Linked DNA regions of Homo sapiens: regions 1, 2 and 4 are each linked to region 3. A link is a contact called in ENCODE Hi-C or POLR2A ChIA-PET data. All regions are on one chromosome and are shown on one strand. The core of a region is the stretch at or near the end of the contact, and the rest is flanking DNA. Distances in the headings are between cores, read along the strand shown. Region 1 holds the start of ECSIT (ECSIT signaling integrator). Region 2 holds the start of ELOF1 (elongation factor 1). Region 3 holds the start of ZNF700 (zinc finger protein 700). Region 4 has its middle 29 kb from the start of ZNF627.

What was found. Hi-C counts contacts between places; a loop is a spot of excess contacts on that map. ChIA-PET counts read pairs that join two places held with the same protein, here RNA polymerase II (POLR2A). Pooled maps may share reads with other maps.
Region 1: a pooled map shows a loop between it and region 3 (7-fold over the local background). The contact joins the promoter of ECSIT here to the promoter of ZNF700 in region 3. A Hi-C loop is called at or near these places in 1 of 37 single-sample maps with no recorded cell type and 5 of 50 pooled maps. POLR2A ChIA-PET finds 5 or more read pairs at or near these places in 1 of 52 experiments (GM10248).
Region 2: a loop to region 3 is called in a map of GM12878, with 3 times the contacts of the local background. The contact joins the promoter of ELOF1 here to the promoter of ZNF700 in region 3. A Hi-C loop is called at or near these places in 1 of 168 maps with a recorded cell type or tissue (GM12878), 10 of 37 single-sample maps with no recorded cell type and 10 of 50 pooled maps. POLR2A ChIA-PET finds 5 or more read pairs at or near these places in 1 of 52 experiments (MCF 10A).
Region 4: a loop to region 3 is called in a pooled map, with 2.7 times the contacts of the local background. The contact joins the enhancer-like site here to the promoter of ZNF700 in region 3. A Hi-C loop is called at or near these places in 1 of 37 single-sample maps with no recorded cell type and 4 of 50 pooled maps. POLR2A ChIA-PET finds 5 or more read pairs at or near these places in 3 of 52 experiments (PC-3, PC-9 and activated CD4-positive, alpha-beta T cell).

What each region holds. Positions count from the first base shown.
Region 1 is chr19:11,526,482-11,533,272 of GRCh38, forward strand. It overlaps ECSIT (ECSIT signaling integrator), which reads right to left and starts at 2,653. Exons shown (of 8, transcript NM_016581.5): 1 at 2,581-2,653.
Region 2 is chr19:11,556,128-11,563,314 of GRCh38, forward strand. ELOF1 (elongation factor 1) reads right to left here and starts at 3,103. Exons shown (of 4, transcript NM_032377.4): 1 at 3,064-3,103. RefSeq lists an enhancer at 4,427-4,721.
Region 3 is chr19:11,922,137-11,928,868 of GRCh38, forward strand. It overlaps ZNF700 (zinc finger protein 700), which reads left to right and starts at 2,971. Exons shown (of 4, transcript NM_144566.3): 1 at 2,971-3,137. The coding sequence starts at 3,075. It also overlaps a transcript of ZNF69 not described here. RefSeq lists enhancers at 877-1,667, 1,668-2,457, 2,614-3,186, 2,634-2,683, 2,734-2,843 and a silencer at 3,234-3,433.
Region 4 is chr19:11,623,079-11,630,664 of GRCh38, forward strand. No RefSeq gene overlaps it. Among named protein-coding and RNA genes, the nearest start is that of ZNF627, 29 kb to the left of the region's middle. RefSeq lists an enhancer at 560-1,060. Within about 2 kb of position 1,718, at least 13 of the 41 ENCODE cell types and tissues checked have a DNase peak (open chromatin) inside an H3K27ac peak, as active enhancers do.

The sequences.
Region 1 (6,791 bases), core at 1,403-3,902, 400 kb before region 3:
CACCACTACTACTGGCCATTCAGGCTACAAACCTAGGAGACATTTCTGAGTCCACTATGTCCCTCACTCTCCTATTCAATCCATCAACTAGTCTAGGTGACTACTTCCAAATCCATCCCAAATGCATCTCTTTCTATCTGAAGCCACCACCTCAATCTATGACTTGGATACCTATCAAGCCTCCCACTTTTGCCCTTCCTGCCTCCAGTCAGTTCTCCCCACTATGGCCAGAGGGAGCTTTTTTTTTTTTTTTTTGGAGACAGAGTCTCACTCTGTTCCCCAGGCTGGAGTGCAATGGCGCATCTCGGCTCACTGCAACCTCCGCCTCCCCAGTTCAAGTTGGTTCTCATGCCTCAGCCTCCCGAGTAGCTGGGACTACAGGTGTGTGCCACCACACCCAGCTAATTTTTTGTATTTTAGTAGAGATGGGGTTTCATCATGTTGCTCAGGGTGGTCTCGAACTCCTGAGTTCAAGCAATCCACCCATCTTGGCCTCCCAAAGTGCTAGGATTACAGGTGTGAGCCACCACACCCAGCCAGAGGGAGCTTTTAAACTAAAATTAGGCCAGGCGCTGTGGCTCACGCCTGTAATCCCAGCACTTTGGGAGGCTGAAGCAGGTGGATCACAAGGTCAGTTCAAGACCAGCCTGGCCGAGATGGTGAAAGCCCGTCTGTACTAAAAATACAAAAATTAGCCAGGTGTGGTGGCAGGCACCTGTAATCCCAGCTATTCGGGAGCCTGAGGCAGGAGAATCACTTGAACCTGGGAGGTGGAGGTTGCAATGAGCCAAGATTGTGCCACTGCACCCCAGTCTGGGCGACAGAGCGAGATTCCATCGCTAAATAAATAAATAAATCAACTAAAATTAGTGATTTCTGCCTAAAATCGCTAACGGCATATCACACTTAAAATCAGAGACTGGGCACACTGGCTCATGCCTGTAATCCCAACACTTTGGGAGACCAAGGTAGGAGGATCACTTGAGCCCAGGGATTCAAGACCAGCCTGGGCAACATAGAGAGACCCCATCTCTACAAAAAAATTAAGAATTATCCAGGCATGGTGGTGAATGCCTGTCATCTCAGGTACTCAGGAGACTGAGGCTGGAGGATCCTTTAAGGTCAGTAGTTAGAGGTTGCAGTGAACCATGACTGCACTTGTGAATAGCCACTGCACTCTAGCCTGGGCAACATACTGAGATCCTGTCTCTAAAAATAAATAAATAGCCAGGGAGCAGTGGCTCATGCCTATAATCCTAGTGCTTTGGAAGTCCAAGTGGGGAGGATCGCTTGAGCCCAGGAGTTCAAGACCAGCCTGGACAACATAGCAGGACACGATCTTTACAAAAATTATTTTAAAAAATTAGCTGGACCTGGTGGTGTGCACCTGTAGTTCCAGCTACTGGGAAAGCTGAGGCAGGAGAATCACTTGAGCCATGGAGTTTGAGGCTGCAGTGAGCTATGGAGTGCACTGCACCACTGCACTCCAGGCTTGACGAACAAGTGAGATCCTGTCTCTAAAAAATAAAAATAAATAAATAAAATCAGATAGGGTCTACCCCTCTAAACTCAACTCCTACCACTGGCAGCTTCAGCTACACTGTTTCTGAAAGAAACTAAGTTTATCCCATCTCAGAACCTTTGTACTTGCTTTTCTCTCTGTCTAGAGCTTTCTTCCTCCAGATCTGCCCACAGCTGTCTCTGGTCATTTCAATGAAAGGTCTTCTTTGACCATCTCCCATTCCCCACATTCTAAAAGCCCTCATCACCCTATTAATTTTTGTTTCGGAGACAGGGTCCTGCTCTGTTGCCCAGGCTGGGGTGCAGTGGCACAATCACGGCTCACTACAGCCTCAACCTCCTGGGCTCAAGCAATCCTCCCACCTCAGCTTCCCGAGTAGCTAGGACTACAGGCGTGCACCACTACGCCCAGATAATTTTTTGTAGAGAACAGGGTCTTGCTATGTTGCCAAGGCTGGTCTCGAAACTCCTGGGCTCAAGCGAAATTCCCGACACCATTAACGCATTTTTAGTAACTTATCAGTATCTGAAATCACCTGTTTCGTTTATTTCTAATTTGTTCAAAGTCTGGTTCCCCCAGGAGATGAGAGATTTTTATCTATCTTCCTCATTGCTGTGTCTCCAGCACCAAGGACAGTGCCTGGTATATGACAGATGCCTAACGAGTAACAACTGAACGGAAACAAGCCTCAATTTCAAAAAAACACCTATAAATCTGAACCCCGAGGTATGGTGTACGTACAACAGCTTTGAAACCGGCTGCCAGGATTCTGGGTCTCTTGGGGGAAAAAGGCAGACGCGGATTCCAAATCCTGCCCGGTTGCCGACTTGCGGCGTGACCTCTCGCGAGGTCATCTGCAAAATGGGAGACTGGGGGCGTGAGGCGGCTGGCACAAGACAGGCGGCCTTTCCCAGCGCGTCCCCGCCCCCACTACGAAAGGTCATGGCGCCCTGGCCCTGCAGCTGGGTCCCTCCAGGGCTGCCCTCTCGCGCTGCCGGGTCCTGAAGGGCCCGCCTGCAGCCCAGCAGTTCGCGTTCGCCTACCCGCGCGCGACCTACCTACTCACGCGGCCAGCCGCGGACTCCAGGCCAGCTCTGTCTTGTTGCTGGGCGCTGCCATATTGGCCCAGAGAGCGTCCGGGTCAGGGAGCTCCAGGGAGGTAGCAAATCAAGAAAGCTGGTGTAATAGGTCCCGCCCACAACGCGAGGTGGGCCAATAGGAAGGCGGAAGGATCTGGGACCCGCCTCATAACGAGCCAGGCCCAGCCTCTAATGAGGCAAGACGCACTCCAGACCTGGGAACCTTGAAATGGCCCGGGAGGCTGGACTTGGGAGTCATAGTCTATGAATCCAGTCGCAGGCCCCAGCGGCTGAAATGAGAAAATGAATTAAAAAAAAACAAAAAGTGAAAGGGGGCCGGTACGGTGGCTCATGCCTGTAATCCCAGCACTTTGGGAGGCCAGAAGTTCGAGACCAGCCTGGGCAACATAGCGAGACCCCCTTATCTACAAAAAATTTAAAAATTAACTGGGCATGATGGCGCATGCTCATAGTCCCAGCTATTCGGGAGGCTGAAACGGGAGGATCGCTTGAGCCCTGGAGGTCGAGGCTACAGCGAGCCATGATTGCACCCCTGCACTCCAGCCTGGGCAACAGAGTGAGACCCTGTTTCTAAAAATAGTAATAATAAATAAATAGGGCAGGGCGCGGTGGCTCACGCCTGTAATCCCAACACTTTGGGAGGCCGAGGCCTGCGGATCACCTGAGGTCAGGAGTTCGAGACCAGCCTGGCCAACATGATGAAACCCCGTCTCTACTAAAAATACAAAGTTAGCAGGGCATGGTGGTGGGTGCCTGTAATCCCAGCTTCTCGGGAGGTTGAGGCAGGAGAATCGCTTGAACCCGGGAGACGGAGGTTGCAGTGAGCCAGGATAACACCACTGCACTCCAGCCTCAGCAACAGAGCGAGACTCTGTCTCAAAAAATAAATAAATAAATAAAAATTAGTGGGGCGTGGTGGCGTGCTCCTGTGATCCCAGCTACTCGGGAGGCTGAGGCACGAGAATTGCTTGAACCCAGGAGGTGGAGGTTGCAGCGAGCCGATATAGCACCACTGCACTCCAGCCTGGGCGACAGAGTGAGACTCCGTCTCAGTAAATAAATAAATAGGAAGGCCTCAGTGAGGTGTCCTTTGAGTAAAGGCCGGAGGAAGTGAGTGAGCCATCTGGATATCTGGGGAACGCTTTTGGCACTGGGAACAACAGCAAAGACTCTGTGTGGTCGGAGTGGAGTCTTTGGAGGAAATGGGATAAAACGAGGTGAGATTGAGTAATGGGGGCTCCTGGTCTCCCCCAGAAAGCACCAGATTTAGGCTGTTAATAACTAAGGTGGATAAGCACATAAAATGGGCTATTGGCAATAACAGTGTCCCCCGGGAAGGAAGGCTATCTGCCCTCATAAGCCCATTTCTGCAGTCCCTCAGCCTCTGTGGCGCAGTGAGCTGGCATGGAGACTAGGATGCAAGAACCTACCCTTAGGATGCCTCAAGGACTCTGCGCAGCCGCAGGACATCCACCTCATCAGAACTCTTGTGATTGGGCAATCTGAGAAAACCTGTAGCCAATCAGCTGCTTGGCTGGAGCACTCCTCTCTGGCAAGTTGACAGGCACGTGGGCAGCGGCTGGGAGCGCTACTGCCCTCTGCCAGGCTCCCGCAGCTACAAGCAAGCAGAGTCAGCTCTGCTTAGCTGGGGAGTGGGTAAGATGATGGGGTCGCTGACCTGGCTGTGGCCTTCAGAGTTATTGGTGTCCTTCTCTTGAGGTGGTCATGGCTTTTGTTTTCTTATTTATCCTTCCAGAACTAGTCTTTTAATATTTTATTTTATTTTATTTTATTTTATTTTTGGAGACGGAGTCTGGCTCTGTCGCCCAGGTTGCAGTGCAGTGGTGCAATCTCAGCTAATTGCAACCTCCGCTTCCCACATTCAAGCAATTCTCCTGCCTCAGCCTCCCGAGTAGCTGGGACTACAGGCGCATGCCACCATACCCGGCTAATTTTTGTATTTTTAGTAGAGATGGAGTTTCACCATGTTGCCTAGGCTGGTCTCCAACTCCTGGGCTCAAGCAGTCCTCCCGCTTCAGCCTCCCAAAGTGTCAGAATTACAGGCATTAGCCACCGTGCCCAGTCATTATTATTATTTATTTATTTATTTATTTTTTGAGACAGAGTCTTGCTCTGTCGCCCAGGCTGGAGTGCAGTGGCACGATCTCGGCTCACTGCAAACTCCGCCTCCTGGGCTCACGCCATTCTCCTGCCTCAGCCTCCCCAGTTGCTGGGACTGCAGGCGCCCGCCACCATGCCCAGCTAATTTTTTTGTATTTTTAGTAGAGACGGGGTTTCACTGTGTTCTCCAGGATGGTCTGATCTCCTGACCCCGTGATCTGCCAGCCTCGGCCTCCCAAAATGCTGGGATTACAGGCATGAGCCACCATGCCCGGCCTATTATTATTATTTTAAAATAGAGATGGGATCTTAATATGTTACCAAGGCTTGTCTCAAACTCCTGGGGTACTGCGATCCACCCATCTTGGCCTCCTAAAGTGCTGGGATTATAGGCATGTGCCACCACACCAGGCCAGTAGTCTTTTAAAAACAAGTAGGTACAGGCCGTGCGCGGTGGCTCACGCCTGTAATCCCACCACTTTGGGAAGCCGAGGCGGGTGGATCACGAGGTCAGGAGATCAAGACCATCCAGCCTAACAAGGTGAAATCCAGTCTCTACTAAAAAAAATACAAAAAATTAGCCAGGCGTGGTGGTGGGCGCCTGTAGTCCCAGCTACTCGGGAGGCTGAGGCAGGAGAATGGTGTGAACCCGGGAGGCGGAGCTTGCAGTGAGCCGAGACTGCACCACTGCACTCCAGCCTGGGCGACAGAGCAAGACTCCATCTCAAAAAAACAAACAGACAAACAACAACAAAAAAACCAAGAATGTACATATTTTATGTACTGTATGTATTAACACAGAACACCATATGTGAGGCCCTGGTGCAGAATCTTTAACATTACAGTCCCAGAAAGAACCCTATAAAAAGTAGTAGCTTCACAGTGAAAGATCCTAGCAGACACCACCTTAACCAAGGGACCAACATTTATATCACCAGCAATGAGTCATGGTGATATCATGAAGCCCTTGGTATGACACACTTAGAAGGATACATCATCACCTCTCTGGTATTCTTCCTGGTAATGCAAACACCTCAGTTTATTCAAGACAAACCAAACTCGAAGACAGTCTACAAAATAACTGACCAGCACTCTTCAAAAGTGTCAAGGTCCTGAAAGACCCAGGGACTATTATAGACTGTAGGAATGTATGGAGATATGACAATTAAATGCAATGAGGGCCAGGCACAGTGGCACTGTAGTTCTAGCTATTTAGGAGGCTGAGGCAGGAGGATCACTTGAACCCAGGAGTTCAAGTCCAGCCTGGGCATCATAGTGAGACCTCATCTCTAAGATAGATAGATAGATAGATAGATAGATAGATAGATAGACAGACAGACAGACAGACAGACAGACAGACAGAAAGAAAGAAACGCAATGGGCCGGATGCGGTGGCTCACACCTGTAATCCCAGCACTTTGGGAGGCCGAGGCAGACAGATCACAAGGTCAGGAGTTCAAGACCAGCCTGACCAACATGGTGAAACCCCCTGCCTCAGCCTCCCATGTAGCTGGGATTATAGGCTCCCACCATTACGCCCAGCTAATTTTTGTAGTTTTTGTAGAGATGGGGTTTTACCATGTTGGCCAGGGTGGTCTTGAACTCCTGACCTCAGGTGATTCACCCGCCTCAGCCTCCCAAAGTGTTGGGATTACAGGCGTGAGTCACTGCACCCAGCTGGAGTCCCCACTCTTAACCACAGCGCTACAGTGTCTTCATTTAGTTGAAACAACATGCTATATGTTTTAACTTCAACTTTGTCTATCTCCCTTGTCCCAGGTTGATGGGATTTATAGTGATTTATTATGACAAGGCCACTGCAATAAATGTTCCTGTACATATGTCATTCTTCACACCTACACTTGTACTTCTGAGGAATATTCTAAAATAGAGGATATACTTGTTCAGAAGGTAAGGACATTTGTCATTTGGGAAACTATCAACAAATTGCCCACACTCATCAACAATGTTCCCACAGCCTCCTCTGCGTTACATGTTGTCAAGCATTCTTTTATTTATTTATTTATTTATTTATTTATTTATTTATT
Region 2 (7,187 bases), core at 1,853-4,352, 370 kb before region 3:
GTTTGCCATCCCTGAGCCTCCTATGGCGCCTCCTCCAACACACACACACACGACTGCTGGTTCTAGCATCGTTCCACTGTGACGGGGAGGTCAGCAGCCTGCCAGTGTCTTCCAGAATAAACAGTGGAGTTTCATTCATTATCTGCTGATCACTTCCTATGTAATACCCCCAACTCTTTCTTTTTTTTTTGAGATGGAGTCTTGCTCTGCCGCCCAGGCTGGAGTGCAGTGGCATGATCTCGACCCACTGCAACCTCCACCTCCCGGCTTCAAATGATTCTCCTGCCTCAGCCTCCCGAGTAGCTGGGAGTACAGGCATGCACTACCACGCGTGGCTAATTTTTTGTATTTTTAGTAGAGATGGGGTTTCACCGTGTTAGCCAGGATGGTCTCGATCTCCTGACCTCGTGATCCGCCTGTCTCGGCCTCCCAAAGTGCTGGGATTACAGGCGTGAGCCACCACGCCCAGCCAACACCCCCAACTCTTAACTGTGATGCTTCCAGTTCACTGAGTAAATAGAAGCAATCCAAAGACAGCTCCTAGGACCAACTCATTCAGCCATTCACCCACCCTCTTTATTTATCTAAGAGATGAGGTCTTGCTCTGTTGCCCAGGCTGGAGTGCAGTGGCATGATCACAGCTTGCTAAAGCCTCAATCCTCTGGCCTCAGCCTGCTCAGTAGCTGGGACAACAGGTGTGCACCACCATGCCCAGCTTCGGCATGCCTCCTTTACTATGGAAGTAAGTTCCTGCAAAAACAATTTGTTCATTCTGCCCTGGCTCCCATCCCCTTTTCTTTGAGCAACATCAAATTTTCCAGCTCCACTGGATCACTCTCACACACTTGTTATTACCTCTCTCCTCATTTAAAAAGGGGGAAAAAAAAACTCTTCATCCTCTTCCAGCTATGATCCTTTTCTCTGCAGGCTGTTTTAGTGTACAGCCATCTGCATTCCCACCCATCTCTCTGCACCCCTTGCCTCCAAACTTAGGTTACTGGTGGCTCCATACTGCAAATCCCAATGGCAGTCCTCCCATTCCAGAGGTCCTTCCTCCCCTGAGAGCACATGTGGCTCTCAGGATGCCATGTGCTCCCTGTCCTCTGCCTCACTGGTGGCTCCTGCTAGTCTCCTATGCTCCTGCCTCTCTGCCAACTTGCTCCAATGAAGAGAGCACGTGAGTTTGGGCCAGGCGCTGTGGCTCACGTTTATAATCCCAGCACTTTGGGAGGCCAAGGTGGGCAGATCACTTGAGGTTAGGAGTTGGAGACCAGCCTGGCCAACATGGTGAAACCCCATTTCTACTAAAAATACAAAAATTAGCTGGGCGTGGTGGCACATGCCTGTAATCCCAGCTAATAGAGAGGCTGAGGCAGGAGAATCGCTTGAACCTGGGAGTCGGAGGTTTCAGTGAGCTGAGATTGTGCCACCGCACTCCAGCCTGGGCAACAGAGCAAAACTTCATCTAAAAAAAAAAAAAAAAAAGGCTGAGTGCAGTGGTTCACGCCTGTAATCCCAGCACTTTGGGAGGCCGAGGTGGGCAGATCACGAGGTCAGGAGTTCGAGACCAGCCTGACCAACATGGTGAAACCCCATCTCTACTAAAAATACAAAAATTAGCCAGGCATGGTGGTGCACGCCTGTAATCCCAGCTACTCGGGAGGCTGAGGCAGGAGAATCACTTGAACCTGGGAGGCGGAGGTTGCAGTGAGCCGAGGCACTCCAGCCTGGGCAACAGAGCAAAAAGCCCATGAGTTTAATTGTTGGATCCTCTCCTTTCTGGCTATACTCACCACATGAAGATTTCACCCAGTCTTAGGGCTTCATGCCTACTCTACACTGAGGCCACCTGCTTCTCCAGCCTTGAGTCTGAACTGCAGACTCTGATCTATCTGCCTCAGCCACACCTCCACCTGATGTCTAACTTCCACCTAAGATTAAACATATCATGTCCAAAACCAAGCCCCTGACATTGCAACCTGCTCTTCCAGTCTTCCTCATCTCAGCTAACAGCAATTCCATCTTTCCGGATAATCAAATCAGAAACCTTGGATTCATCCTCAATGTCTTTTTCCCTCACACATTCCTTATGCGATCCTCCCCCTGCCCCTCTACCTCTGAAATATAAATTAGCCGCGGCACCACGCCCAGCTAATTTTTGTATTTTTTGTAGAGACAGGGACCCACCATGTTGCCCAGCCTGGTCTGGAACTCCTGGGCTCAAGAGATACTCCCGCCTCGGCCTCCCAAAGTGCTGGCGTTACAAGCATGAGCCACCGTGCCCAGCAATAACCATTACTGAATAAATCACTCAATCAGTTTGCTTGTAACTCTATCACTTTGGGACGTCACGCCCGTAATCTCATCACTTTGGGAGGCCCAGGTGGGAAGATCGCTTGAAGCCAGGAGTTCCAGACCAGCCTGGGAAACAGAGTGAGACCCTTCATCTCTACAAAATTACAAAAATTAGCCTTGAGTCTGTAGTCCCAGCTACTCGGCAAGCTGAAGTGGGAAGCTTGCGCCCAGGAGGTCGAGGCTGCAATGAGCTATGATCGCGCCACTGCACTCCAGCCTCGGCGACACAGCAAGACTCACTCTCAAAAAAAAAAAAAAAAGTCCAAACAAAATCTACGGATGAGCCCCAGAAGCTCATTTTGCCCAGGGACTACAGTCTCCCCATCCCATGAATGGGGTCTGGCTTGCACAAGGAATGCAGAGGCCTCAGCCTGTCCTGTGACAACGTTAAGTCCAAGAGCGCCAAAAGGGGATGGCAGAGGAGTCATCCCCCGAATCTGCTGGTACCCAAGAGGTGGGGGGTTGGCTGTTCCTCCAGACTCACTAAAGCTTCGGCATCGCCTCCCGACGGCCGCCGGGAGGAGCCAGGCGTCCCGGTAGTCGCGCTTGGAAGGATGGGGTCGGGGGGAGTCAGTCTCCCCGACCGGCTTTCCCCCAAGCTCGAGGTCCCAGGAGCCTCCTCCAGGACCCCGTAAACGCACGGAGTAGAGGAACTTCCAGTCCTGCCCACCCCCAACGCCCACTCGCACGAGCCGCACCAGCACTCACCTTCTCCAGCTGCGAAAGCTCCGTTCACCCGGGAGATAGTGACTTCCGACTCCTGCCGGAAGCGGAAACCCCTCTCCTACTTTCAGGTCCCGGCCACCCCCATCCCGGACAGCCCAGCAAATAGGCCCTGCCTCCTTCGCCGCTCCTCTGAGCGCACGCGTACTCAAATAGCAGCGCTCCGACGGAGACGCAGTGCGCCTGCGCAAGAGCCGGTGCGTATTTGCCTGTACCTACGCGCGATGCCAGTACTTCTGGTCAGTTTCCAGGAGCGGCAAGTGAGGAATATGAAATAACCTTATGGCTGAATCAGGGTGAAGGGGAAGCTTGTAAGCATGGAAGACGCTCTACTCAAACTAAAAAGTTCAAGTTCTGATCCAGCAGATGAAGAGGGAGGCCTGAGAGGCTGCTGTTCTAACTCGCTCCCAGGTGACTTCCATGCTGCTGATCCGCAGACCACATTTTGAGTGCCCAGATTGTAGTAGATGAGGTTGAGTGGACAGGCTGGGGCCAGATTCCATGGAGCCTCGTGGGCCGTGTTAAGGATTTTTATTTTTTATTTTTGTTTTATTTTATTTTATTTTTTTGAGACGGAGTCTCACTTTGTCGCCCAGGCTGGAGTGCAGTGGCTCGATTTCGGCCCACTGCAACCTCCGCCTCCCAGGTTCAAGTGATTCTCCTACCTCAGCCTCCCGAGTAGCTGGGATTACAGGCGCCGGTCACCGCGCCCGGCTAATTTTTGTAGTTTTTTTTTTTTTTTTTTTTTTGAGTAGGGATGGGGTCTCACCATCTTGGCCAGGCTGGTCTTGAACTCCTGACCTCGTGATCCACCCGCCTCGGCCTCCCAAAGTGCTGGGATTACAGGCGCGATCCACCCGCCTCGGTCTCCCAAAGTGCTGGGATTACAGGCGTGAGCCACCGCGCCCGGCCAAGGACTTTTATTGGTTTTTATTTTTGGTTTTGTTTTTTTCTGAGACAGGGTTTCGCTCCGTCGCCCAGGCTGGAGTGCAGTGACGCCATATGGGCTCACTGCAACCTTAGCCTCCCGGGTTCAAGCGATCCTCCTGCCTCAGCCTCTTAAGTAGCTGTGATTACAGGTGCGCACTACCATGCCTGGCTAATTTTTGTATTTTTAGTAGAGATGGGGTTTCACCATGTTGGTCAGGCTGGTCTCGAACTCCTGACCTCAAGTGATCCATCCACCTCGGCCTCTCAAATTGTTGGGATTACAGGCATGAGCCACCACACCTGGCCTGAAAAAGATATTTCAAGATGGAGAGAGAGAGGGGTTAGCTGTGTCACGTGTCCCTGAGTTGAAGAAGATGAGGAAAGAGAATTGACAGTTGAGTTTGGCAAGGGTCTGGTCCCTGCGGACCTTGATAAGAGCTGTTGCATTAGAGTGTTCAGGAAGATAATTTGTAATGAAATGTATTTCGAATACAGATGCTCTTTGATTTACGATGGGGTTACATCCCGATAAACCTATCATAATCAAGTCAGGGGCTGTCTGTAGAGGGATCTCTAGGATATCCCCTAGGGGGCAGTGTTACCCTGGTAACCGTCAAGTGTAACCAGTAGAACTGCCCTCTTGTGAGACCCTTTTTCAGTGCTGGAGCAAACTAGAATACACACAGGATGGAATCATACTATACAGTTACCGTGCAACTTGCTATTTCCACTTAACCATCTATACACGTATACCTAACTTTTGTTTTTAGTAGCTACATGATTCATAGTGCAACTCTGCCATAGTATAATCAACGGTTATCCTACTGATGGACAATTCCTGGACTTTCCTGAGTTTTGCCACTGTGATGATGCAGTAAATGTCCCTGAATCAGTATCCTTAAGACTGGATCTTTAGTGAAGCATAGTTTTCAAAAAATGACATTTGTGAGTACAGTGTCTCACCCCAGTAACCCCAGCACTTTGGGAGGCCGAGGTGGGAGGACTGCTTGAGCCCAGGAGTTTGAGGCTAGCATGGGCAACATAGTGAAATCCTGTCTCTAAAAATAAAATAAAATAAAATAAAAAACAATAAATGATGGCCGGGTATGGTGGCTCACACCTGTAATCCCAGCACTTTTTTGTTTTTGCTTTTTTTTTTTTTTTTTTGAGACAGAGTCTTGCTCTGTGGCCCAGGCTGGAGTGCAGTGGCGTGATCTCGGCTCACTATAACCTCCACCTCCTGGATTCAAGCAATTCTCCTGCCTCAGCCTCCTGAGTACCTAGGATTACAGGTGTGCGCCAACATGCCTGGCTAATTTTTGTATTTTTAGTAAAGATGGGGTTTCACCATGTTGGCCAGGCTGGTCTTGAACTCCTGACCTCGTGATCTGCCTGCCTTGGCCTCCCAAAGTGCTGGGATTACAGGCGTGAGCCACGGCGCCTGGCCCATCCCAGCACTTTGGGAGGCCAAGACGGGTGGATAACCTGAGGTCAGGAGTTCAAGACTAGCCTGACCAACATGGTAAAACCTTGTCTCTACTAAAAATACAAAAATTAGCTGGGCATGGTGGCAGGCACCTGTAATCCCAGCTACTCAGGAGGCTGAGGCAGGAGAATCACTTGAACCCCGGGAGGCAGAGGTTGCAGTGAGCCGAGATCGCGCCACTGCACTCCAGCCTGGGCAACAAGAGTGAAACTCCATCTCAAAAAAAAAAAAAAAACAAAGACATTGAGTCACAGGATGTATATATCTTTCATTTTGTTCATGATTGCCACATTAGTTTTCTCTTTTTCTCTCCTTTCATCCCTTCCCTCTCTTACTTCCCTCCTTCCCAGCTTTGTTGGATGTAATTGACTGAACATGAACTGCTCATATTTAAACCATGCCTGGCCGAAATTGCATGTTTTGACATACAGGTATATCATTAAAACATGACCATAATCAAGACAATTATTTCCATCACCCTAAGAAATTTCCTCTTACCAGTAGCCGAGTGTGATGGCTCATGCCTGTAATCCTAGCACCTTGGGAGGCCGAGGTGTGCGAATCACGTGAAGACAGGAGTTTGAGACCAGCCTGGGCAACACGGTGAGACCCCTTGTAGTCTCCACTACAAATACAAAAATTAGCCAGACATAGTGGCACACGCCTGAAGTCCCAGCTACTAGCGAGGCTGAGGCTGGAGAATCACTTGAACCCGGGAGGCGGAGGCTGCAGTGAGCCAAGATTGTGCCACTGCACTCCAGCCTGGGTGACAGATCAAGACTCAGTCTTAAAAAAAAAAAAATAAGAAAAAAAAGAAATTTTTCTCTTGCCCTTTTGTGCTCTGTCCCCTACTCCAGCCCCTGGCCCTAACTGATTTGTTTTTGGTTCCTGTAACTTTGTCTTTTTCAGAAAGTCATATAAGCTGAATCATACAACGTGTAGCCTTTTGAGCTGGGCTTCTTTCCCCAGCATAAGATGTTTGAAACTCACTCATGTTCCCAGCATTTTGGGAGGCCAAGGCGGGTGGATTGCTTGAGGTCAGAAGTTCAAGACCAGCCTGGCCAACATGGTGAAACCCCATTTCTACTAAAAATACAAAAATTAGCTGGATGTGTTGGTGTGCGCCTGTAATCCCAGCTACTTGGGAGGCCAAGCCAGGAGAATCACTTGAAACCAGGAGGCGGAGGTTGCAGTGAGCCGAGATCACGCTATTGCACTCCAGCCTGGGCAACAGAGCCAGACTCTGTCTCAAAAAAAAAAAAAAAGAAAAAAAGGAACTCACTCGTGTTGTTGGATATGTCAGCAGTTTGTTTCTTTTTTGTTTTCTTTTGAGATGGGGTCTCACTCTGTCACCCAGACTGGAGTGCAGTGGCACCATCATGGTTCACTGTAGCCTCAACTTCCCAGGCTCCAGCAGTCCTCCCACCTCAGCTTCCCGAGTAGCGGGGATTACACCTGTGCACCACCACGCCCAGTTAATTTTTGTGTTTTTTGTAAAGACAAGGTTTTGCCATGTTGCCCAGGCTGGTCTCGAACTCCTGGACTCAAGCAATCCACCTGCCTTGGCCTTTCAAAGTGCTTGGATTATAGGCATGATTATTATTCAGTTGTATTCTGTTATATGAATGTCCCACACTTTGTTTATCTTTTCACCTGTTAGTGACCTGTTTTTTGCATTGTTGCCGGTTGTTGA
Region 3 (6,732 bases), core at 1,721-4,220:
AGAGACAGATTCTTTTACTGTTACTCTTTTGCAAGTCTTCTTAAGCATTATTATGTTTTACAAATGTCTGTATTTAGCCAGTTCTTGTTTTTCTTTCAATGCAGCTACAAGGACACTGGCTATGCAAGGTCATAAATTATGTTATGCTATAGATTACATGACCTGTCACTGTATGATTAACTGCTTTTGTTTGGCATCTGTAAGACAGCGTATAAAAACCCCACTTTGTCTTCGTTCAGTCCTCAGCTTTTTGGATATGAATCGTCTGAGCCAGTGCGTACCTAAAATATAAACAAATCCTCCTGTACTCCATATTGGTCTCTCCTTCCTCAGTTTACCACAACAATGGGATTCTAGGACACTAGGTATGAAGCAAATATGAGGAAGTTCAGGGAACAAGCTGACTTAATGATTAATGCTGAAGGTTCTGCAGCTTGGTTTAAGTTTTCTCCTCCCATCCTCCCTGATGAATTTGATAAAGTTTAAAGGGATGGTTTCACCAGGGGCCTTTTCCATTGACTGCAAGGAGGTCATCCGCCTGGTAAATCCTCAGTAGGCCAAGCCTCTTATGTGGCCAGAATGATCCAGTCCATAAGGAAATACCACCTGCTGTGTTTTACAATTAGACCATCCAAGGGGGTCAGGGTTTCCCCGGGGAGTCTGGTGGGCTTTTTATGGGTTTTTTTGTTTTTGATTTTTTTTTTTTTTGAGACAGTGTCTTGCTGAAGTTCAGTAACCTGATCACAGCTCACAGCAGCCTCAAACTTTGGGGCTCAAGTGATCCTCCTGCCTCAGCCTCCTGAGTAGCTGTGATTACAGGTACACACCACCTCTCCTGGCTAATTAAAAAATAGATTTATGGAGATGGGAGTGTCTCACTTCACTGCTCAGGGTGGTCTTCAACTTCGGGCTTCAAGTGATCCTGCCACTTTGGCCTCCCAAAATGTTGGGATTGCAGGCATGAGCCATGGCACCTGGCCTCCCAGGCTGTTGTTGAAAGGTCTTTGCAATCTCTAAGAGTTCTGCAGCAGTTTATTCCCTGACAGCGAGAGTCTCATCCTTTGATCCCATTTTGCAGCAGTAGTTGGGTGTTCACTTTTCTTTCCATAAGGAAGCAAGCTTGCCAGTGACCCTCATCCCCCTCCTCATCGATGACTTCTTTGTCATCAGAGCCTTCCTCTTCATAAATTCCCACGGAATCCAAGTTTTCACGTCCCGATTGGGCTTAGTTATGATAGCTACTGGCTCACACAAGCTGCAACAGCACCCCGTCCCATGGAAGCCACCCGACTCTCTCCTCCCTGAGTTTCCTGTCCTGGGAGCCCCCATCTCTGCTCTCCCGGGCTCCGGGCCCTAGAGCCGCACTGCTGCAGAGCCCAGTTCCCAGGGCAGCTCCCTCCACCTATCCACATCCATCTCCAGCTCTCCACCCTCTCTCCCACCAGCCTGGCCTGGAGGTGCTGCAGTGTCATTGACTGCGAGTCCCTCAGCTGCCACCTCCACCGCGATCTGGAAGTCTTTCAAATGCCCTTAAGTTATCTTAGATTTTTCCTCCCCCACTTTATACATAAGCATAGGAGGAGAGCAGGGACTCTGCTGGTGTCTTATTTACACAATGGGATTGAAGGTGTTTGTCTCGCGAAACTAATCGATGGGGTGAGAAGTAGCTGAATAACCTGCAGGGGGCAGCAGAGCCCAAGGCCAGTGATTCCACGTTGAGGACAGTCTCTGCAGCCTGCAAAGGGAGGGAAAGAGAGTTTCCCTGGGGGCTTCGCGGGCAGCCCACCCCCTTCTACAAGTGGCCTCCAGCTGCTCAGAGCAGCTCCAGAAAGGGTGTGGATTCCGAGAAGCTGCAGAGCCCTGGAAAGCAGAAGACCCATGTGCAGACGCATTTGTGGCGTCTCTGTCCTTTCTGGTGTTGTACCTCTGGAGCTGTCTTCTGGGCAGGGTTTGGGGTTTGACATGCATGGGGTCGTTGGGGTCAGAGTTATTTGTATAGATAAAGAAAATGTGTGGCCGGGCGCGGTGGCTCACGCCTGTAATCCCAGCACTTTGCGGGGCCGAGGCGGGCGGATCAAGAGGTCAGAAGATCGAGACCATCCTGGCTAACACGGTGAAACCCCGTCTCCACTGAAAATACAAAATATTAGCCGGGCGTGGTGGCGGGCGCCTTTAATCCCAGCTACTCCGGAGGCCGAGGTAAGAGAATGGCGTGAACTCGGGAGGCGGAGCTTGCAGTGAGTCGAGATCGCACCACTGCACTCCAGCCTGGGCTACAGAGCAAGACTCCGTCTCAAAAAAAAAAAAAAAAAAAGAAAGAAAGAAAAGAAAATGTGTGAAGATCAGGCTAGAGCTAGAGACAGAATTGTTTGGTGGCGTCACCTGGATAAAGGGTTCATGAAGTTGACAGTTTACTTAGGTCAGAAACAAAACCTGGTGAGAGTTTCCTGCTGGTGAAAATGAAGATCTGAAAGGAGGAAGCATTTTCACAAGGGGATGGGGGTGTGTGAGCAAGGCTTGGCCACGCCTCATCCCCAATTCCGGCCCGCTCGAGGACATATGCCTCTCCTCCTGGTGCAGTCGTGCCTGGCCTGGTCTCGGTTCCCCTGCTGCTCTGAGGCCAGCAGTTGGCTCCTATGGACACTGAGTCTGAAATTCCCTGCACACTCCTGTGACCCCGTGCAGAACGAAGGAGCGGGGACTGTCCCTTGAGTGAGGATGACGCTAGTGTTCTCTTCTATCAATAGCAAGTTTGGCTGAAATGCAAATATCCAATAACCAGAGTGCAGAAAGCAGCTCGCCCTTAGAGAAGCTGTGGCTAGAATCCGTCAGTCTGGCTCTGCGGGGCCTGATACCCAGGGCTTCAGCTGTCACTCAGATGTGGGGGGCGGGACCTAGTATTTCATCCAATCAGAGGTGCTGGGGCGTGGCACTGCCCACAGTTCATCCGGAAATGGAGGGGGTCGCTTTCCTCACCTTCCTCGCTGCGCGGGCGGCGGTTGGTAACCGGTCAGACCAGCCCGAGAGGGACCTGGTGCCTGTACCCAGGCTTCTGTCGCTCTGTCGCCTGCGCTATGCCCTGCTGTAGTCACAGGAGCTGTAGAGAGGACCCCGGTACATCTGAAAGCCGGGAAATGGTGCGTGTGCGGGACCAGATGTCGTGAGACGGGGGAGGGGCTGCCTGGAACAGGCGGGAACCGGCTGTGGCGGGACCCGGGCCTCCCTGTGGGCGACTCCGGGGTCTGGGACCGAGTCCTCCTTGAGCAGTTCGGCCCTCGGTCCCCTTGGCCGCTGGACGGGGCTGGGCCAGCAGCCAGGACCCGGGCGTCCTGTCCCGTCCCTGCGCGGCGACTGCGGCCGCGGCCCCTGCCCCGGAGCCCTCTCTGGGCAGTTCCGCTCCCGCAGCCCCGCGTCTCCCCAGATTGTGCGGAAGCAACGGGAGGGTCATGGAGGCATCCTGACTCGGGTGTGGGGTTCGTGCGTGGGAGGAGCAGTGGTCTGTGGGGCCCCCAGTCCCCACTTTCTCCTGTTAAAAATTAAACTGAGGTACGTTAACAATTAAAGAGTTCATTTGAGCAAACAGCGATTCACGAATGAGAAACACCCCGTCCTGGGTTGTGGTTTGTCAACGGAAAAAGCCAAACTATGTAAAATAAAGAAGTTTATTCAGAGCCGAATAGGAGAGACCTTGGCCGAGGGAAACACAACCCCAAGCAGCCTGGAGTAAGTGGTCCCGAGGCGGCTCAAGACAGTTTGGTTTTATTCATTTCAGAGAGACAGGAATTGCAGGGAAAATGATGAATCAGTGCCTGAAAGGTGTAAGTTCCATTGGCAGAAAGGGTGGGACCTGTGGAAGGGGGGTTAGAAGGCACAGGTGGTTGAGGGATTCTGTAGGTGGCAGCTGGTTGAGAGTGTGAAGTTTGTCTAAAGTTTGGAGGAGGTAGGAAGGAAGGGGGTCTGTTATCTGCCACTTGATTCCATCCCAGCCAGAAAACAGACCTGTTTCTCTAGATTTTATGAATTCTGAGGCGTGACTTTACTTTTGCCTTGCGTGGCCTTAGGTTTTGTTTGTAAGTTAGTATCTTCTTGCCACAAGCAGTCTGTTTTTCCATTCTATCTATTTTTACATGAATGTGTGGGAGAGGGTATAAGGAGACCTGTCTCACCTCCCATCCTGTCATACAGAGGCACTCAATTTTCAGGGTTTTTTGCGGGTCCTGTTGGCCAAGAGCCGGTCACTTCACTTAGCTGGAAAGGTACTTTGTTTTTATTTGAGACGGAGTCTCCTGTCGCCCAGACTGGAGTGCAATGGCCTGATCTCGGCTCACTGCAACCTCCACCTTCCGGGTTCAAGTGATTCTCCTGCCTCAGCCTCCTGAGTAGCTGGGATTGCAGGCATGCACCACTATGCCCTCCTAATTTTTGTATTTTTAGTAGAGATGGGGTTTCACCATGTTGGCCAGGCTGGTCTCGAACTCCTGACCTCAAGTGATCCACCCACCTCAGCCTCCCAAAGTGCTGGGATTACAGATGTGAGCCATCTCGCCGGGCCAGAGGTATGTTTTTATTTTTAGTTTACCAGTTTAGGGGTAAGCTTTTATAAGTTACGTGAGGAGACAAACCAGATAAATGCTTGATTGGTTGCAGAGATGCAGTTGCCTTATTTGGACTTGTCACTCCGAAATAATAGAAAGGTCAAGATTTCAGTTGGAAGAGTTTATTCAAGCGGAAGGATAGCAGTGGCCCATTTGGGAAAAACACAGACTCTAGGGAAATAGACTCAGTACTCCAAAACTGGAAGTTAAGTTCTTGCTTGTATTACCAGGAAAAGAGGTCCTGATCAGACCCCAGGAGAGTTCTTGAATCTCACACAGGAAGGAATTCAAGACGAGTCACAAAGTGCAGTGAGAAGAGAGTTTATTGAAAGCTACTCTGGGCCAGCATGATGGCTTAGGCCTGTAATCCAAGCACTTTGGGAGGCCAAGGTGGGAGGATAACTTGAGGTCAGGAGTTCGAGACCAGCCTGGGCAACATAGTGAAACCCCATCTCTTCCAAAACTAGCAAAAATTAGCCGGGTGTGGTGGCCTGCACCTGTAGTCCCAGGTGTTCAGGAGGCTGATGTGAGAGAATCACTTGAACCCCAGAGGCAGAGGTTGCAGCCCAGCCGAGGATGTACCACTGCACTCCAGTGTGGGTAACAGAGTGAGACCCCATCTCAAAAACCAAAACAAACAGGAAAGAGGTCAAGACCAACCTGGCCAACACAGCGAGACCCTGTCTCTATTTAAATAAATAAATAAATAAATAAATAAATAAATAAATAAATAGAAAAGGAAAAAGAAAGAAAAAGCTTCTCTGTTTCAGAGTAGGGCATCCTCATACAGCAAGTGGAGGAACGTACTGTCTTTAAGTTTTTCTTATGTAGGGATCTTTTCTATGTAAAGAATAAACTACCTGTGCCTATGTGCATGTGGGCTGACAGCATCACAAAATTTATTACTCTGTTGATTTAAAGAAAACTATCCTTTACATTTTAGCACCCAAGTGCATTAAAACATAACTATAATTATCTTGAAAGCACATATTGTTATAGGTATTGGGACATCAGGACATTCTATTGTTGTGGGAGTGTAAGGATACTTGCAGGCATCTTCAGGCTGTTTTCTTCATGGGAAACATTTTGTGATCATGGGTTGTGACTGACAAGGAGTGTTTCTTGTTAGTGTCAAGATGGAGCTGAACTTAAATTGGTGTTACTCTGGCTCCCCTAGGCACCTGCTTCCCTAACACTTGTATAGGCAAAAGGCAAATAAATGTAACAGGATTATGTTTTCCATAGAAGGCTGATGTATGAGATACAACAATTTTTTTTTTTTTTGAGACAGTATCTTGCTCTGTGACCCAGCCTAGAGCAGTGGTGCGATGATGGCTTACTGCAGCCTTGACCTCCCCAGCTCAAGCACCTCCGCCTCTCAAGTAGCTAAGACTACAATTGCCCACCAGCACACCTGGCTAATTTTTTATTTTTTACAGAGGTTAGGTCTCGTTATGTTGCCCAGGCTGGTCTCTGGCTCCTGGCCTCAAACAGTCCTGCTTCCTTGGCCTCCAAAAGTGCTGGGATTACAGATACAGATATCAGCCACTGCACCTGGCTAACAACTTAATTCGTAATGGTTTACTTTTTTCCCCCAGAGCTTGTTTTCTTTTCTTTCTAGCTGGTTTTTATTTCCTTTTCAATTTAAGAGTGAATTTAACATTCCATCTGAAGACAATCTGATAGCCATGAAATCTTTGTGTGAGAAAGTAGTCTCTGGGCCGGGCGCGGTGGCTCACGCCTGTAATCCCAGCACTTTGGGAGGCCGAGGCGGGCGGATCACGAGGTCAGGAGATCGAGACCATCCCGGCTAAAACGGTGAAACCCCGTCTCTACTAAAAATACAAAAAATTAGCCGGGCGTAGTGGCGGGCGCCTGTAGTCCCAGCTACTTGGGAGGCTGAGGCAGGAGAATGGCGTGAACCCGGGAGGCGGAGCTTGCAGTGAGCCGAGATCCCGCCACTGCATTCCAGCCTGGGCGACAGAGCGAGACTCCGTCTCAAAAAAAAAAAAAAAAAAAAGAAAGTAGTCTCTGTAGTCTTACTACAGAGATCAGTAGTGAAGAGGGGCCTGGTAGGATGGCTCACACCTGTAACCCCAGCACTGTGGGAAGCCAAGGCAGGTGGATGGCTTGATCT
Region 4 (7,586 bases), core at 468-2,967, 300 kb before region 3:
GACTTTTCTATATGTCCTGTGTTCAATTGCTCTTTTACCAACAGATGAAGTTCATCTAGCTTCTTTTGTGATAGGGGCCATTGATCCACCCACACAGGTTTGTCACTGAGCCATTCTAATGGTAAGGCAGTGGGCAAAGGAGAAATATCAAATATCAATGACCCCCCCGTCAGAAATCCTTGTGTCCTAGCCCTTTTCTATCTGTTTTTCCAGTTACTGATATCGGGTTAGGATTTCATTGTAGAAATTTCCCTAAACCTTTTTCACTCTGATATCCCATGTTCTTCAACATTTTAAATCCTGGATTATCAAAGTTTTCATTTGTAAGTCTCCTATCCCATGCTGTAAGTCTCGACCCCATAAATTGATGGCTATATTTGCAACATAAGGCTGCAAAGTCCAGAGCAAGCTTAAAGTTGTAAAAGTTCTTTAATAAATAAACAGAGTAACCTGATAGGACGGGCGCGGTGGCCCACGCCTGTAATCCCAGCACTTTGGGAGGCCGAGGCGAGCGGATCACGAGGTCAGGAGATCCAGACCATCCTGGCTAACACAGCGAAACCCCGTCTCTACTAAAAATACAAAAAATTAGCCGGGCGCGGTGGCAGGTGCCTGTAGTCCCAGCTACTCGGGAGGCTGAGGCAGGAGAATGGCGTGAACCCGGGAGGCGGAGCTTGCAGTGAGTGGAGATCGCACCACTGCACTCCAGACTGAGCGACAGAGCGAGCCTCCGTCTCAAAAATAAATAAATAAATAAATAAACAGAGTAACCTTAGCTCTCTGAGTGCTAGTAAACTCAGATCGAGTGATTGAATTATGTGGTCTCTACTAGCCTGCTGCTTTTCCATGTTTACCAGACCCATCAGTAAACCGTGTTAAAGCCTTAGGTATGGGGGAGTGAAATACCGCTTCGAATTGCCTTTTACTTAAACGAATCCTGATGATATGAGGGTCATAACTTAGCATTTGGACTGCATTAATCATTAAGATTGCTAGCTGAAATAGTAATAAGTTTAAAAAGAAAATCTGAACGCGTCTCTAGAAGCAGAGACTTAAATGATATACTTTAACCATGTGCTTAAAACCACGGGCGGAATAGCTTAAATCTTGTAATTGAGTTTTTGGGCTGACCAAGTTTATGGACTTTAATCTGGCAAACAGTCTTGAAAACAGTGACTCACTGGCTGGGGAACTCAATTTAGGACTCTTTTAGCAAGTACAAATCACACTATCTGTAATCAGTGGGTAAGACAGTCATTCATGCATAAGTTTTCACTACACTTACAACTTTTCTTCACTTTCTGAGAAGGACACAACATTTTTACCTTCTAATTTGACAAATATCATTTAATTAGGTTTAAAGTTCTCCTTTAAAGGGTAATGTGTGGTTTTACATGCCTAGCTTTTAATTACTCATTAATGAATTCGTGGGCCCTCTGTAATCTCTTTCCCTTCAGAGGTTACTGTTTTACTTAAATTGAATTTGGAAAGCTACCTTAGGGGTAGGAGAGAGATAACAGTGGCCATTATTAGAAAAGAGGTTTTTCAAATTCTTACATTTTACTTAAATCTTAGCAGAGAATCATAGTCTGGGACGTACGTAACACATGAACTTTTGCTATGGGCTGCTCACAGAGCCAGAGGGCTGCGGTGCAGGTCCTTGGCGGCGGCCGCATTGTACTTGCTCAGGTTTTGCCTGTGTCTGCGCCGCTCCCTCCCTCCTTTGCCGGGGGTGGGGCATGCTGCCAGCCTGGGCGGACCTTGTGGGCTTGGTCGCTGCCAGCTTTTCTGCTGCTGAACCTTCTATTCCGCCCACCGCTTGCTTGGTCGCGCGGTTTCGGCTTCTAATGCCTTTTTTCTTTCTTTTTTTTTGAGACGGAGTTTTTGCTCTTGTTGCCCAGGCTGGAGTGCAATGGCGCGATCTCGGCTCACCGCAACCTCCGCCTTCCAAGTTCAAGCGATTCTCCTGCCTCAGCCTCCCGAGTAGCTGGGATTACAGGCACTTGCCACCACGCCCGGCTAATTTTGTATTTTTAGTAGAGACAGGGTTTCTCCATGTTGCTCAGGCTGGTTTCGAACTCCCGACCTCAGGTGATCTGCCCACCTCAGGTGATCTGCCCGCCTCAGCCTCCCAAAGTGCTGGGATTACAGGCATGAGCCACCTCGCCCGGCCTTTCTTATCTTTTTACAGACATACACCTGCTTGCCTTGCCGATTTTGCATTACTGAGCAGGTTAAGAGCTCTCCTTCTAATGCTGCCTGCTCAAGACAGGGACTGATAGCTGTAGCGTATCCTCTGTCCTTTTTCCTATCTATTGGAGGAGGAGGCTTAGGTAAGACCTCTGTTTCCTCTTTGTTATTTTTGGCCCAGTGATATTGGGGCTGAGGGAAGAGAAGGTGATAAGGCAGGTGACGTTTTCTCCTCCTTCCTCTTTTTAGGCTCTTCTGTGTGTAAACTGAGCCAGGACTGCTCTAATTAAAGCCCATAACGTTAAAGATTTTACTGGGACCTGATGCCTTTGCACCTGATGTTGTTCAAGATTTCTCCCCACTCATTCCCAGAGTTCTAAGCCTAGCGTTCCTTCTTCCGGGAACCATGGGCTTATGTACTCCATTATTGACCACACTAGTTTTTAATTCCTTCAACAACTTAAATTCTAGTGGGGTGTGTTCATGAATAAACTGCTGTGGATTATTTGAATCGGGCCTTACGGAAATAGGAAAAGTGCAAGGTCCTAAGGGCTCTCCAGCTATGGCAGCAGAGCATAAAGTTGTTTGTTTTGGGGTCTCTATTTCTGCTACTGAAGGAGGCAGTACAGATGTTTCTGCGATTGGAGGAGGCGGTATAGGCCAATTTTTATCCTCCCTCACCTGTTTTTTATTTTCAGTTGGCGCTGTGGGTGGGACAACAGATTCTTTCAGATTTTTAGACTCAGCCTGCTGTCCCGCAGAATAATAAGGAGCTAATGGCAGAAGTACAGTATGAACTAAACTCCAAGTGGAGAAAACTGAAGAATCAACTTTAAAACCTTTTTGATGAGCCTGTTTTAATCCTTCTCCTGCTCTGTCCCAATTTTCCGCATCAAGAGTGCCTGCCTGTGGAAACCATGGGTGATGCGTGAATAACCATTTGTGGCTTCTGCAGGAGGTTAGTTAGTGCCTGCGAATTAACCTGAGCTCCAGACTGTCTCAACAGAAACTTAAGCAAGTGCACATAATGTTTTTCTTCAGTAGACAAATTCTTCCCCTTGTTAACCTGATTCAGAAAACTTCCCCTTCCCAGTACTTCTTTAAAGCACTGCCCCCAGTACTTCTTTAGGGCACTGACCTTACATACGCTATCGGCAGACTCATCCCGGAGTCCCCGTGCGTCTTGTCAATTTCAGTTCCTCTACTCCAGCAGACCTTCTTCGTTCACGTCCTCATAGTCCCGTGTTTGGACTGCCGCCTGTTCGAGTGCCACTTATAGAGCTTCCGATCCTGTCGCTGTTTGGGGTGCCACTGTGTAACCTGCACGGACCTAGGGGGACTGAACAAAGGGGGGCGAACGTGGGAATAAAAGACAAGAGACAAAAGAGTATATTTGGAAGAAGGGATGGGGGCAGCACCTTGCCTCTAGTGGACAAGGGCCCCGAGCTTTACACAGTCCTCCGTATTTATTAGGCCAAAGGGATAGTGAGAAAAGAGGGAGTGATTGTCGGGTAATTGTCAGTTGGCCGTTTGGTTCTGTTTGGTTCACAGCAGGCTTGTGAGACTGCATCCTTTGGACAATAGGCACTAATTTTCTCAGTAGATAACTTCAAGGAGCCCGGTGCCAGGGAGTGATGTCCCTCAGCAAACCTTTTGGTGGCAGGGCAGTGTGAGTTTGCCCACAACCTGCATTCATGATAAACAGTTTGCTGTTTGATCATATAGACTCCTGCGGAATGCTGAGTTTGTCGTGTCCCAGCGGCCTTTGGCTCCCTGCACTGACCATCATGGAGAAACCCCGCCTCTACTAAAAATACAAAATTAGCCAGGTGTGGTTGCGCATACCTGTAATCCCCGCTACTTGGGAGGCTGAGACAGGAGAATCGCTTGAACTCTGGAGGTGGAGGTTGCGGTGAGCTGTGATCACGCCATTGCACTCCAGCCTGGGCAAAAGCGAAATTCTGTCTCCAAAAAAAAAAAAAAAAAAAAAAAAAAAAAAGAAAGAAAGAAAGAAAAGAAAAGAAAAAAGAAAAGCAACGCTGCAGTTTGTAAGTTTCAACAATTTAGAATTAAAAGTTATTTTGGCAATCTAGGACTCATTCTTCATTCTGGCTGCAGACAGAGCTATGGATAGGGAATGTCACACATATTTTTAAGGTTATGTTGTCTTTTATGTTAAATGGATAACATTTCCACTTTGCGTTTCCATATGCAATGGAAGGCCAAGGCAGCAGAATCCCTTGAGGCCAAGACTTCAAGACCAGCCGGGCAATATAGTCAGACTGTGTCTCTACAAAATATTTTTTAAATTGTTTATATAATTTATGAGATTCCAGTGTCATGCTGTCAGCTAATATTAGGAAATTAGTAGGTGTGACTATGGTATTCTGGTTATGAGAAATGCTTCAATTTATTTTATTTTATTTTTTTTTTGAGACGGAGTTTCGCTCTTGTTGCCCAGGCTGGAGTGCAGTGGTGTGATCTCAGCTCACTGCAACCTCCGCCTCCTGGGTTCAAACGATTCTCCTGCCACAGCCTCTCAAGTAGCTGGGATTACAGGCATGCGCCACCAGGCGCAGCTAATTTTTGTAGTTTTAGTAGAGACGGGTTTCACCGTGTTGGCCAGGATGATCTCCATCTCTTGACCTCGTGATCCGCTCGCCTCAGCTTCCCAAAGCGCTGGGATTACAGGCATGAGCCACCGCGCCCAGCCTTTTTTTTCTTTTCTTTTCTTTTTTTTTTTTTTTTTGAGACGGAGTCTTGCTCTGTCGCCCAGGCTGGAGTGCAGTGACGCGATATCCGCTTACTGCAAGCTCCGCCTCCCGGGTTCACGCCATTCTCCTGCCTCAGCATCCCGAGTAGCTGGGACTACAGGCGCCCGCCACCACGCCCGGCTAATTTTTTGTATTTTTAGTAGAGACGGGGTTTCACCGTGTTAGCCAGGATGGTCTCGATCTCCAGACCTCGTGATCTGCCCCCCTCGGCCTCCCAAAGTGCTGGGATTACTTACATGCTTGAGCCACCGCGCCCGGCTTTTTTTTTTTTAACAGTCTCGCTCTGTCACCCAGGCTGGAGTGCAGTGGCGTGATTTCGGCTCACTGCAACCTCCGCCTACCAGATTCAAGCGATTCTCGTGCCTCAGTCTCCTGAGTAGCTGGAATTATAGGCGTGTGCCACCACTCCTGACTAATTTTTGAATTTTTGGTAGAGATGAGGTTTCACCATGTTGGCCAGGCTGGTCTCAAATTCCAGACCCCATGTGATCCGCCTGCTGTGGCCTCCCAAAGTGCTGGGATTACAGGTATGAGCCACTGTGCCCAGCCTCAGAAGTGCTTCCGTTCTTGAGATGTGAAAATTGCCTTTTTAGATATACGTTAAAAAAAAAAAAATAGAGATGGAGCCTTAGTATGTTGACCAGGCCGGTCTGGAACTCCTGGCATTAAGCGATCATCCCATCTAGGCCCCCCATAGTGCTAGGATTACAGGCATGAGTAACCACACCTGAGATGTTTTATATTTGCAGTTTTTAATAAAGCAAAGTCAAAAAGAACAATTTTTAGGATAAATGACCTTAGGTTGAAAACATTTTTATTTTCAAGGAAAAATTTGTGAATTCATTCCTGTACCAAAAAATTACATCCAGTTCATTTACTACAGCATGAAATTTTATTGAAAAGAACTTAATAATTTCAAATGTGAGCAGAGGTTATTTTATTCTTTCCTTTCACTTACTGTCTGTCTCCCTGAGTTTCTTTCTTTTTTTTTTTTTTTTTTTTGAGACAGAGTTTCACTCTTGTTGCCCAGGTTGGAGTACAATGGCGTGATCTTGGCTGACTGCAGTCTCTGCCTCCTGGGTTCAAGCAATTTTCCTGCCTCAGCCTCCCGAGTAGCTGGGATTACAGGCATGCACCACCATGCCCGGCTAATTTTGTATTTTTAGTAGAGACGGGGTTTCTCCATATTGAGGCTGGTCTCGAACTCCTGACCTCAGGTGATCCTCCCGCCTCAGCCTCCCAAAGTGCTGGGATTACAGGCGTGAGCCATCACACCTGGCTGGATCTTTTACCTACCATATAGGTAAAACCATGGTCAAAAGTGATACAGAAGCAGGAGGAGCAAGATGGCCAAATAGAACCCTCCAGTGATTGTTCCCCCAACAAGAACACCAAATTGAACAGCTATCCACACAAAAAGTAACTTAGGCTGGGCGCAGTGGCTCACACCGGTAATCCCAGCAGTTTGGGAGGCTGAGGCAGGCAAATCACGAGGTCAGGAGTTCAAGACCAGCTTGGCCAATATGGTGAAACACCGTCTCTAGTAAAAAATACAAAATTAGCTGGGCATGGTGGTGTGCACCTGTAATCCCAGCTACTCAGGAGGCTGAGGCAGGAGGATCGCTTGAACCCGGGAGGTGGAGGTTGCAGTGAGCCGAGATCGTGCCACTGCACTCCAGCCTGGGTGACAGAGTGAGACTCTGTATCAAAAAAGAGAAGAAGAAGGAGACGGAGAAGGAGAAGAAGAAGAAGAAGAAAGGAGAAGAAAGAGGAGAAGAAGAAGAAGAACCAAACATCAGCTGTGCAATCACAGTGCCTGGTCTTATATTAAGTAAAGAGGCACGGAAGAGGGTGGGAAAGCAGCCTTGAATTGCCTATGCCACCACTTTCCCATCCTCTCGCAGAGGCCAAATGGCATAGAGAGTGAATCTGTAAGCTTGGGAGAGGGAGAGCGCAGTGATTGTGGCACTTTGCATTGGAACTCAGTGCTGCCCTGTCATTAGCAGAAAGCAATATGGGGCAGAACTCAGCCAGTGCCCATGGAGGGAGCGTTTAGATCAGCCTTAGCCAGAGTTGAATTGTCCATCCCAATTGCCAGAACCTGAGTTCTGGCAAGCCCTGTCACCGTGGGCTAAAATGTTCTGGTGTCCTGAAGAAACTTGAAAGGTAGTCAGGATCACAAGGACTGCAATTCCTGTGTAAGTCTTGGTGTTGGGTGGGCTTGGACCCAGCGGACTTGGTGTGCACATGACCTAGTGAGACACTAGCTGGGGTGGCAAAGGGAATACTTGTGCCACCACTCTCCTGACCCCAGGCAGTACAGCCAGCAGCTCAGGGAGAGACTACTTCCTTCTACTTGAGAAGAAAGGGGAGAGTAAAGAGGACTTATATTGCAACTTGGATGCAAGCTCAGCAACAGTATAATAGGGCACCAGGCAGAGGCGTGAGGCCTCTATTCCAGGCCCTAGCTCCTGGACATTTCTAGATACACCCTGGGCCAGAAGGGAACCTACTGCCTTGAAAAGAAGGACCCAGTCCTGGCAGAATTCATCACCTTCTGAACCCCTGGGCCCTGAGTGATCAGCAGGGGTAGCCAGGCTGTACTTGTATGGGCCTTGGGTA